Linked DNA regions of Homo sapiens: region 1 is linked to region 2. Evidence: chromatin contacts called from ENCODE Hi-C or POLR2A ChIA-PET data. All regions are on one chromosome and are shown on one strand. Each heading gives the region's core, a stretch centred on a gene start or an enhancer-like site at or near the end of the contact. The rest is flanking DNA. Distances are from core to core; before and after follow the strand shown. Region 1 overlaps MRRF (mitochondrial ribosome recycling factor). Region 2 holds the start of NDUFA8 (NADH:ubiquinone oxidoreductase subunit A8).

Evidence for each region. Hi-C counts contacts between places; a loop is a spot of excess contacts on that map. ChIA-PET counts read pairs that join two places held with the same protein, here RNA polymerase II (POLR2A). Pooled maps may share reads with other maps.
Region 1: a pooled map shows a loop between it and region 2 (2.2-fold over the local background). The contact joins the enhancer-like site here to the promoter of NDUFA8 in region 2. A Hi-C loop is called at or near these places in 1 of 168 maps with a recorded cell type or tissue (esophagus muscularis mucosa) and 1 of 50 pooled maps. POLR2A ChIA-PET finds 5 or more read pairs at or near these places in 3 of 52 experiments (HEK293T, activated CD4-positive, alpha-beta T cell and activated T-cell).

Annotation. Positions count from the first base shown.
Region 1 is chr9:122,283,244-122,289,152 of GRCh38, reverse strand. MRRF (mitochondrial ribosome recycling factor) reads right to left here. Exons shown (of 7, transcript NM_138777.5): 4 at 3,866-3,984. Among named protein-coding and RNA genes, the nearest start is that of MRRF, 21 kb to the right of the region's middle. Within about 2 kb of position 2,237, at least 2 of the 41 ENCODE cell types and tissues checked have a DNase peak (open chromatin) inside an H3K27ac peak, as active enhancers do.
Region 2 is chr9:122,156,772-122,162,836 of GRCh38, reverse strand. It overlaps NDUFA8 (NADH:ubiquinone oxidoreductase subunit A8), which reads left to right and starts at 3,058. Exons shown (of 4, transcript NM_014222.3): 1 at 3,058-3,210. The coding sequence starts at 3,160. MORN5 (MORN repeat containing 5) reads right to left here and starts at 2,929. Exons shown (of 5, transcript NM_198469.4): 1 at 2,818-2,929. The coding sequence starts at 2,864. RefSeq lists an enhancer at 2,853-3,147.

The sequences.
Region 1 (5,909 bases), core at 988-3,487, 130 kb before region 2:
TTTACAAAGAAACCTACTGAATTCTACATGTATTTTCCTTTGACATGGTAGGACACAGAACCTCAGGGAATTAGTCATGTTCTCATATGACATCTGAAAAACTCTTTAGTTCAGACTAAAGGGGCATACATTCCTATAGACTTTCCATCTCTTATGCATCATCCCTTCACGGAAAGGATGCTCGACAGTATCACAGGGCAAACAGGTTGCTCTCAAATGATGACATAACTAACTGGTTGTGGCTGCTTGGAGTAGAGTGTTGAGAAAAATCACAAATCTCATCTGGGCGTCAGGCAGAGAAGAGTGATGTGATCAATTAGTAGTGTCTGCCTTTGTTATTCTAAGCTAATCTGTGCTAAATAGCAACAACAACAAAAAAATAAGACTTTTGTAGACAGGTGAACAAGTCCTTGAGAATTTAAATTCAAGTCAACTCTGCTAGTGCCATATCAATTACTGGCCTTCCATTTTCTTCATATCCCAGTAAGTCCTTAGAATGTAGTCTATGAAAGTAGACACATAGTCTGTCTTAATAATCAGTGAATTCCCAGCACCTCAAATAGAAACTAATCACTTGCAAGGACTCAAAAAATATGTGCTGAATTAACAAACGAATGGTGAAAGGAGCACAGGCTTTTTCACATCCAACAGAGATATGTTCAAATCCTGGCTCTGTCACAACAGTGTAAACCTAGTGGAAATATTTTACTGCTTTGAGTCTCAGTTTCCTCATCTATAAAATGAAATAAATAATGCCTAATTTTACAGAGTACCTGTACTGATCATAGGAAACAAAACATGAGAAAGAGACTAGCAACAAAGCAGACAATCAATACACATTCATTTTCTTCCTTCCGCAAGAGCAATAATGGTGCCTGCAGAGTTGTGCGTGGTTTTTTATTTTTATTTTTTTTCATTTGGCTTGTTTTGTTCAAATCATGCTGTGGTTTTTATTCCCTTCTTTTCTTTCCCATCATTAACTCTAGCTGCAGGCAAGTTTATGGAAGGCAGCAACTATGTGTATCATTTATCAAGCAGGACACATGTTAAACAAATGCAACACAGTTTTCTGTCTTCAATGCATTCAAAAAGATCATGCATGTAAATCTGCATCGTGTCACTACAGCATGACACGGAAATGCTCAGGTTTGGAAAGAAAGCCAACTGTATGTGAAACAGAAATTACATAAACACAGGATTAGCTCAGCATTTTAAAGCTATGAACCTGGGTACTCTACGGTCAGCTTCGAAGCTGGAGGAAGGAAATCTTTAGTTAGAGCTATTTGTTTAATATATACAACAGACGAGATAAAGGAATTCAAAAGACAATGTAACTCACACTTCCTCATTCTGTTCCTGTAAATGAACCTCTCTACTGATATACTTGTAAGGATTTTTTCAAAACCCATGGAATTTCAACTTGAACAAATGGCAAAGATGTCTGAGTTGAAAAATGAAGATATACCCCAACTTCCTAAGAAAAAATTAAGCTGTTAATATCTCCTCCTGCTTCATAAGATGCTCTGGTGGCCAATCAGGTGCTTCTTCTGTGAATGCCATTTGCTATTTAATAAAAGAAGTGGCTGGCTCTGAAAAGCAATCTGCCTGATGAGGTCTTCAAGCTGTGTAATTAGGAGGCTATTCCCTAAATTGGCCCACAGTGCCTACGGGATTAGATGAACAAGGAGGAGAGGCCTCAGTGGTTCAGAGGGGCCCAGAAAGAGAAACAGTTGACAGTTCCCTTTTCATCAATTTCTCTGTTCCTCACTAACATCAGAAATGAGTGCCTCCCTTTTATCAACCTAATAACAGGTATTCATCCATTCAAGGAAAATTTACCAAATGGTGCCATGTGCCAGGCACTGTTTGGTGTTGGACACAATGAGCAAATTAGACATTCCTACATTCCAAGCTTACACTCTAGTAAAAGTGAGATGAAAAATAAATGTGTACACAAATGTACACTAGTAATAAGTGCAATAAAGAAAAAGAATTGTGCTGTATAGGAGAACTTAGTGTGGAAGAATAATTTAGATTGGAGAGGTCAGGAAAGGCTTCCTTAAGAAAGTGACGTTTAAGCCATGATCCAAAATATAAGTAGCAATTAGCCATGCAACAGTGTTCCATGCAATGGGAACAGGATATGCAAAGGCTCTAAGGATGCAAAGGGTTTGGTGTGTTTGAGGAACTGAAAGACCAATGTGGCTAAAGCATTGTACAAGGATGACAGTGGCACAAGACTGGCAAAACTGAAAAAACAGAGGCAAGATCAAGCAAAGCCATCTAGGCCATAATGAAGATTTTGGACTGTTTCTTGGCCACAGTGAGGATTTTGGACTGTTTCTTAAAGATTGCTAGAAGCCACCAATAAAGGCAAAGCATGGGAATGACAACTGACAAAATCTTTTATACATATATTTTTTTTTCCTTGTTTATTTAAGATACAAGGTCTTGCTCTGTCACCCAGGCTGCAGTGCAGTGGCATGATCATAGCTCACTGCAGCTTCAAACTCCCGGACTCAAGCGGTCCTTCCACTGCAGTTTCCTGAGTAGCTAGCACTACAGGTGTGTGCCATCACACCTCACTAATTTTTTTATTTTTGAAATTTTTGTAGAGCCAGGGTTTCACTATGTTGCCCTGGCTGGTCTTGAACTCCTGGCTTCAAGTGATCCTCTAACCTTAACCTCCCAAAGTGCTGGGATTACAGGCATGAGCCACCACGCCTGGCACAATATATATTTTTCAAAAACTCATTCTGGTTATAGTATGGAGAATGGAGTAGGGGAGTGGTAACAGCACACCCACAGGTGTGCCTGGCCCATTAGCTATCAGAGCCCTTTGATTTGAAACAGTGTGTTCACAGCAAGGGCTTTCCCTTTCTCCTATCTCTAGCCTAGTTTGTCAAATACAACAGGTCCAACCTTGGTCTATGACTTTGGAATACAACTACTGAAATAGACAATAAGAACAGGAGGATTCCTTCACCTTATATTAGCAGATGAGGAAATGGAGGCCCAGAGAGTGAAGCAACTTGCCCAAGGTCAAACAGCCAGTTGGTGGTAGAGATGGGACCGGATTCCAGGTACTCTAAGACTCCTAATCCAGGCCAATTCCTAGTGGACCAATAACAAAAAGCCCAATTACCTTCTTCAACTACACTTAAAATCATAAAGCTTCAAAGATGCAATGACCTAATACAACCCACCTTCCAGTTTTGGAAGCACTGTGCTCCATGCAATATTCTGCAATGGTCAGTCTAGTATAAAAGGACTTCCTGGAGGGTCTGCTCCAAATACTAATGCAGAGGTCACAAATTGGTGGCCCTCAGGCCACATTTGGCCCATTAAAGTATTGTTTTATTTGCTTCATAGTCTTTAAAAAAAAAACTCAATTAGTCATCAACATTTACAGAATAAAGATGTCACATAAAAATTTGTGTTACTAGCTTCTTCTGGAAATAAAAATCGTAGTATCAGGTAACACTGATTACCAGGCCTACATTGTGCCTGGCAATGATCAGCAGGAGCTGGGCAGAGGCATTCCACTCACACAAGGTACAGGCTCTCCAGCTCACCAGAGCCTTTTCACGCTGGCCAAGCACCAATCACTGCATCTCCAGTATTGTTTTTCTTAGATGGGACCCGTTTGGGTATTCAAACAACTTACCTAGCCTCTGTAGCATCTGAGTTTAACAGAAAAGGAATCTGGCAACAGGAAAAGAGCTTTGCCTTATCCTTAAGTTCTCTTTATTATGTCTTCTCTCTTGTTTCATCCTAAGCTGAAGGAACACTTCCTCCTGATATGACCCAGTCTCCTCCATTCCAAAAGAGACCACGGAGAGAGATTTTAGCAAGGCCATCTTACCTCTGGGAAGCTGGCCATATTCACCAAAATCAGCTGTGGCGACTTCATGGAGATCTGGCTAATCTGGTTTAAAGCAAGCTTCCCGTCAGCAGTTACCACAGCAATCTTGTCAAGGGATCCTAAAAGAAAAATTACAGAGTTTTAGAATTCCAAAGAACCTTAGTAGCCCCAAATCTAAGTCCTATCTAATTCAGATTCAGGTTGGATGCAGTGGCTCATGCCTGTTATCCCAGAGCTTTGGGAGTGAAGTGGGAGGAATGCTTGAGGGCAGTAGTTTGAGACCAACCTGCGCAAAACAGCAAGACCACATCTCTACAAAAACATTTTTTTTTAATTAGCAGGTATGGTGGCATGTGCCTGGAAGATGAGCTACTCAGCAATGAGGCTGAGGTGGGAGGATTGCTCAAACCCAAGAGGTAGAGGTTACAGTGAGCCGTACTGGCCACTGCACTCCACCCTAGGCAACAGAGTGAGATCTTGTCTCAAAATAATAATAATAATTCAGATTCAACAAACATTTAGGGATTCTTATCAATGTGACAAGAGTGTACAAGGGGCTTTCACAGGAACAGCAGTATCGTGATAGAAAAGCTTGAAATGTTGACAGAACTAAGTTGGAATTCATCACCAGCAACTAGGGTGGCCAACCATCCTGGTTTGCCTGGAGCTGAAGAATTTTCTGTGACAGGGCTTTTAGAACTAAAACTGGAAACAGCTGATCACCCTCACAAGCAACTCTGTCATTTACTTGCTATGAAACCTCAGGTGAGTTATTTATCTTCTCTGTGCCTTGGTTTCCAATTCAGTCAAAAAATAACTACCTTAGAGGATTAGAGTGAGGACTGTACCTCTTACTATCCCTTTTAGTCCTTACAACAACCCTGTAACACTGCATTATTACCCCCACTTTACAGATGAGGAAATAAGACTTGGGAAGAATAAACAGGCCAAGATCATAGGGGTAACAAGAGGAAAAACAAGAGCCAAGACCCAAACTCAGGTGTGCTTAATTCTGATTTCAGTCAAGGCTCTTTCCCTTACAAATGGAACTCAAATCCGGCTGTGCATCAGAATCACCAGGGAGCTTTGAAAATTAGATTCCTGGGCCCCACCCTGGAGAGATCCTGATTCTGCAGAGGCTTCGGAGCCTGTGATTTGGGGAAGCTTGTAATTTTTTTTTTAGGTTCACCACATTATTCTGACACAGCCAGATTTGGAACCATTTGCTTATACGACCCTTCATTTTGGTACTTAGATCCCCTTTAGAACTAGCCCATTAAACAAACAACAACAACAACAACAACAACAACAACAACAACAAAACTATTAACATTTTCCTATTATCCTGGATATAATCTTTATCTGCATCTAAATTCTGGAAAACCCTGGGAAAAATTTTCAAAAATGGCAAGAAGGCAAGCAATAAAGCCACAGTTACAGATGGAAAAGAGGCATTATTCAAACTCCCTTATTTCCCATGCAAATGAGAACTAGAAGAAAAACCTTACTATTCACAGTAGGAACCACTCAAGGATGGCTCATTCTGAGACACAAAGAGAAAAGGGGGGAAATGGAGTCTTAAACAAATTGGAGTTGTCCTGGCAATATGTTGTTAGAATAATGCAGTACCATACTGTGGCCCAAAGATCTGATTTGAGATACTCAACCAGATTCAATGTCATCATAAGACAGAAGGTTGCTGACAGCAGTGGCTTCAACCTGGAAAAGTCCGGGAGGTATAATGGTAAAAGTCTTTGTTATTCTGAAGACCAATTACCTGAGTTCAAATACCAATTCTGCCACTTTCTGATTGTGTGACCATGGGTAGACCCCCTTCAGCCTTCTTGGCCTGTTTCCTGATTTCTAAATGGGACATAAAAATTGTACTTATATCTCACCGGGTACAGTGGCTCACGCCTGTAATCCCAGCACTTTGGGAGGCTGAGGCGGGTGGATCACGAGGTCAGGAGTTTGAGACCAGCCTGGCCAACATAGTGAAACCTTGTCTCTACTAAAAATACAAAAAATTAGCTGGGCATGGTGG
Region 2 (6,065 bases), core at 1,809-4,308:
CCTTGCCCCTGCCCACAATCCTCATCTCTAGGTGACTACTGATCTACTTTCTGTCACCATAGATTTGCATTTTCTAGAATTTTACATAAATGGAATCATACAGTATCTACTCTTTTTTTGTCTGGCTTCTTTCACTTAACATAATTTTTTGAGATTCATTCATGTTGTTCTGTGTACCAATAGTTCACTCCTTTTTATTGCTGAGTAGTATTCCAATGAATGGATATACCACAATTAGTTTCTTCATTCCCCTGTTGATGACATTTGGGTTTGTTTCTAGTTTTGGTTATTATAAATAAGGCTGCTATGAGTACTTGTATACATGTCTTTGTGTATATATACACTTTCATTTCTGGGGTAAATACCTATAAGTGGAATGGCTGTTTAACTTTTCAAGAAACTGCCAAACTTTTCCAAAGCAGTCGTACCATTTGATGTTCCTATCAGCCATGGAGAGTCTACATAAACTTTTTAAACCAAACGTTAAATATCAACTTCCTACTGTATAGAGAGGTTACTCTATTCATTTAAACTCCAAGAGGAAAATATCCCCTCCCTAAATTAAAAAAAATTGATTGAGTATCTACCATTTGTAAATAACATCCATATATGATCATTACATATTCCTTGGAACACTGCTGCTGAATGTGCATTGCTTTCCCATTTTACAGATGAGGAAACTGAGGTATGGATGGTTAATTAAGTGTACAACAAGCAAATGGCAGACTTGAGCCCAGACCTGTCTCATCCTCTCATTACATGCTGAAATTTGAGATGCCCCAAATAGAATTCTAGTTAACTGTTGTTAAAAATACAAAATCAGTACAGAACAACACATGTCCAACTTATGAAAAGAAGTATAACAAGTGAAAAACTGCTGACTTCTTGCTAGTTATGGGAAATTGGGAAGCCCTGTTCAGGTCTGGGAATCCCTATCGTGGTTACAGAGGTACCAGACAACCTCAAGCAAAGCCCAAATTCCTAGGGCCAAAGCATGGAAATGGCTGATTCAGCACACAAACCCAATGAAAATACACAGAAGGCCAAAGGCAAATGGTTGAAAGCCTTCCGTCTTTTACCTTGTCTGTGTGTTTCTCTCTCACCCATATACAGCCCATCGAAAATTAATGTAGTTTCTCAACTTTTTGTGCCTAAAATGCCCAATACCCCATCTCTATCTGCCAAAATTCTACCACCTTCACTGTAGCAGAGCCTTGTGAAAAGTAAGAATGTGGTTTGGACAGAGGATTGGGTTCAAATCCTGACTCTGTTACTTCCTAGCTGTGTATCCATAATGGTGGGCCAGTCATTTTGCTTCTCCTAACTTCTGTTCCTTTATTTGCAAGGTCAGCCTGAACTATCTCACTGAGTAGTGAGAGGGAGTACACACCAAGCACCTCTGCCACTTACCTGCTGAGTAGGATAAGTGTCTCAAGCCCTGTAAGGGTCACCTTTCTTACCTGGAAAGATAATAACATCTTCCTTGCAAAATTGATGTAATGATTAGAGAGATAGCATCCCATAGCATTCCTACCACCCTCTCTAGGAATCTATCTCCTATCCCTGTCCAGACCACAGATCCCTCTTTCCTATTAACTCAGAATGCCCTGGAATTCCACCAACTTGTGAATACAGAGCCCCAAGGTGGGAGTGCTTCACAGTCCCGACAACTAGCACTGGTTCAGCAAACCACTTCATATCGTCCAGCCTTGGTTTCCTCAGCTATAAAAACAGAGATTCCACTTTCTTCATCCAGGGTGGTTGGCAAAAAAGAGTGGCCACCTCTGTGTTTCCTCTGCTTCTCTCTACTACAGCTCTTACCACACTGAATCGCAGTTATCTGTTATGTCTACTTGTCGCATCATGTTTGAATGAACTTTCTGAAGACAGGGATTGTGCCCAGAGTCAATTACAGGGCCTGGTACTCGGTAGCCACTCAACATTGTTGAATTGCTGGGCACGGTGGCTCATGCAAGAGGATCACTTGAGCCCAGGAGTATGAGACCAGCTTGGACAACATAGCAAGATGCCGTCTCTACAAAAGGCGTTGAAAAATTTGCTGGGGGTAGTGGTGCACACCGGTAGTCTCAGCTACTTGGGAGGCTGAGGTGGGAAGATTGTTTGAGCCTAGGGGGTTGAGGCTGCAGTAAGCAGTGAACAGGCCACTGCACTCCAGCCAGGGCAACAGAGCGAGATCTTGTCTGAAAATAAAACAAAAACGAGAGAGAAAGAAAGAAAGAGAGGAAGGTAGGAAGGAAGGAAGGAAGGAAAAAAGGAAGGAAGGAAGGAAGGAAAAGAAAAGAAAAAAAAACTGTTGAATTGTTTTTTACTACTAGTCCACTACAGTGATTTGTGTATATAATCCTCTATAATAATCCCTAGATCGTGAACTCCTCCTGGAAGGAAGCGACCGTGTAGATTCAGATTAGCCAGTCTCTCTTCCCTAATCTTCGTGTTTGTTTTTATAGCATTTACCATTATCTGTAATTATTTTATCACTTATTTGTTTATTGGCAATACATCTCCAACTGGATTATAAACTCCATAAGAGCAAGGATCTTGACATTTTAAATATTCTTATTCCTATGTTTAAAACTGGCAGATAGCACACACACACAGTCAATGCACACACACATATAAGTATATATGGAATGAATGCATCTTAGCTTTGCTGCTTATTAGATATGGTCCTTGAAAAAATTACTCGGGCAAGTTTGTGAAAGTGCCTGGCACAAGGTGTTTCGCAGAAGCAAAAAGCCGTCTTTTTCCAGTCACAGCTATTCAAGGTATAGTAAGTGAATCAAATGAGCCCCTTACCTCCCATCTACATATTCCCCGATATATTTGCTCCCTGTGTACTCCATGGCGCCTGTTTTTAGCTTCCAGCTGTTAGGATCCGGAGTCTCAGTGGATACGGCATCACTATGACAACCTGGAGGGGTGGGCGGAGCCGAATCGAAGCCCCACCCCGCTGGAGGCTGAAAAGTTCTTGGTATTGCGCACGCTCCCTCGCTCGTGGTTGGGCAGGGCAATACGCCTGCGTGTTGCCGGATGCGCATGCGCAGGCGCCGTGTGGCACTCGGCGGTCGAAAGGGGAGTTCAAGGAGACGGGGGCGACGCGGCTGAGGGCTTCTCGTCGGGGTCGGGGCTGCAGCCGTCATGCCGGGGATAGTGGAGCTGCCCACTCTAGAGGAGCTGAAAGTAGATGAGGTGAGGCTATCCGGAGGACAGGCAAGGGAGACATGGGGCTGCGGCTTCTCGGGCCTGGGCCTAGCCCCCCTTGGGCTCCGCGGATCCTGGGACCCGGGCCCCCCTCCCCAGTCCTCCAACGCATATACAGGTCGACCCCCGGAGGTCCCCTCCGCAGCTTTGGGAGTCGCCTCCCCTCTCTACCCCACCCTGTCGCATCTTGCAGTGGCTCTAGAATCCTCCCCCTTTCGCCCTCCACAGCGACCTATTTCTCCTTCCGTGAATAATAGTGATACATTTTATTAAGCACCAACCAGTCATTTTACTTAGCTTATGTCGCTTAATCCTCAAACTTGCATGCGAGGTGAGTATACAACCCTAGGGGCTCACAGTCGAGGGAGACGGTCATCTACCTTAAAGTGGTATCACCGGTGCAGAGTGCATAGAGTGGGGTGACGAAGCCGCGGGAAAATGAGACAATATTGGAGCGTGCATCTACTCACAGCCTTGGGAAGGTGTTTGGTAACAGGACCCATTTAAAGCATTCGTTTATTCAAGAGATATCATTTCAGTAATTAACGTGTACACATAACGCTGGAAGAGATATACTTCGTGCTTTCATGGACTTTACAATCCAGTAGGGAGACAGACACATAAAGAGGCAGTCACAGTACAATGTAGTTAGTGCTGTGAGGAGTGAAGTAGAAACATACCCTACTAATTATAGCTAACATGATCAAGTCCTTTCTAGATACCAGGCAGGATGCTAATTACTTTCCATGCATTAATTCATTGAATCCTCCCAGCAACACTATAAGGTAGGATATATATATATATACACACACATACACATATATATACACACACACAATTGGTGTGTATATATATATACCATATATATATATACACAATTGGTGTATATATATATATGTATATACCATATATATATACACACACACAATTGGTCATATATATATATATACACACACACACACAATTGGTCGTAGCGTTATAAATAAGGAATTAGTCCCCGAGAGTAGAAATGATTTGCCCAAGGTCACGGAGCTCGTAAGTAATAGAGCTGGAAGTGAACCCAAGTCTGATTTTAAAACCAATGCTTTTCCACTATATTATGGGTGAAAACTCACAAGAATGAGACGGCCTAGCAGAACTTGTGTGTTTAGGGAGCCAAGTACAGTTTGATGTGACCCTAGTGGTGGTGGTGGGAAGCAGCAGGTGCTGAGCCTGGAGAGGCAACTTGGGCTGAGATAGGACTTGGAAGCAGCTTCTACAAGGCCAGACCAAACAGTTTGGACTTGATCCAGTAAGGGAGGTGGTGGGAAGAGTGGAAGGTTTTAAGGCAGAGGAGTGTCATGGCAGGGCTGGATAGTAGAACAGGCTATATTAAAGGAGAGGAAGGCCAAGACTAGAAATGATGTACCAGCAATGATATACCCGGCACTATGTTAAGTGTTTTGTTTGTTTGTTTTGTTGTTTTTGAGAGTCTCGCTCTGTTGCCCAGGCTGGAGTGCAGTGGCGCGATATTGGCCCACTGCAACCTCCGCCTCCCGGGTTCAAGCGATTCTGCTGCCTCAGCCTCCCGAGTAACTGCGACTACAGGCGCTCATCACCACACCCGGCTAATATTGTGTATTTTTAGTAGAGACGGGGTTTCACCGTGTTAGCCAGGATGGTTTCGATCTCCTGACCTCGTAATCTGCCTGCCTCGGCCTCCCAAAGTGCTGGGATTACAGGCGTGAGCCACCGCGCCTGGCCGTATGTTAAGTCTTCTACCTGCAATGCTTCATTTAATCTTAGATGCCTGTGAGAGTGGCAACTGTTATTTTCCTCAGAGGAAGAAATTATTAGCTATGTTCAGGGACTTTATTATATTAAAGTGACATTTACTCTGAGGTGGCAGAGGGGAGCTGCCATGTGGCCCCCACTCTTTTGTTCCCCCCGGCGAACCACCCCCCTGCCCCCACCCCATGTAGCTGGGTTAATCTTGAGTTGCTGTATTTCTTGTTGCAATTTTTATTAGGTTCAACAAACATCTGAAGTTCTACTTCATACAACTGATGTATCTGAAATACATTTGCCTTTAGTCTTCACACAATTGAATGAACATACGAATAATTACATAAATAACTAAAATACAAGACAAGGTGTGATTAAATACTATGAAAGGGGGAAGATGTGGTTTAGGAAAAGATTTGAAGTTGTATCTAAATTCTAGGCCTACCTGCCGGTCACCTTGATTACTTGATTTTAGCATTTGCAGACATGGTTATTTGTAAGATGAGGTGATCCCAGCTATAAAATTCTCTGAAACTATAAAGGGAATAGAGAAAGCACTTTTTGGACATAATGTAAGACATGACTAAATGGCATATGAAGAATGGCATTTATGGGCGGAGATGAAGAGAAGACCCCTCTAAGTGAGGGTAGGGTCTGAGCAAAAGTAAGGAGATGGGAAAATGCAGAGAGTCAAAAAGGAGTTCAGTGTTTTGAGAGAACAGTAAATAGTCAGTCCCTTTTTGAAATGTTGTGGTGAGAAGGGTGGAAAGATAGTTTGGGTCCAGAAGCCTTTCAGTACCCGTTAAGAAGTTTAGGCTTTATTCTGCTGTTAAGGCTGAATGAGAGTTTGGTTGCTAATATAATAGCAGAGTAAAATAAGAATTGTCATTTAGGGAGATCACGGTAGCAGCTGTGTGAAGAATGGATTGAAGAAAGAAAAAGAAAAGCAGGGAGACTAGTCTCAGTGGCTCTTAAAATTATTGAGAAAGATGTTAATGATCCCAGTGTAATTGGTGCTTACAGAGACTGTGCTTACAGAGAGCAAAGAACAAGTATATCTAGAATTGATCAGACTTAGC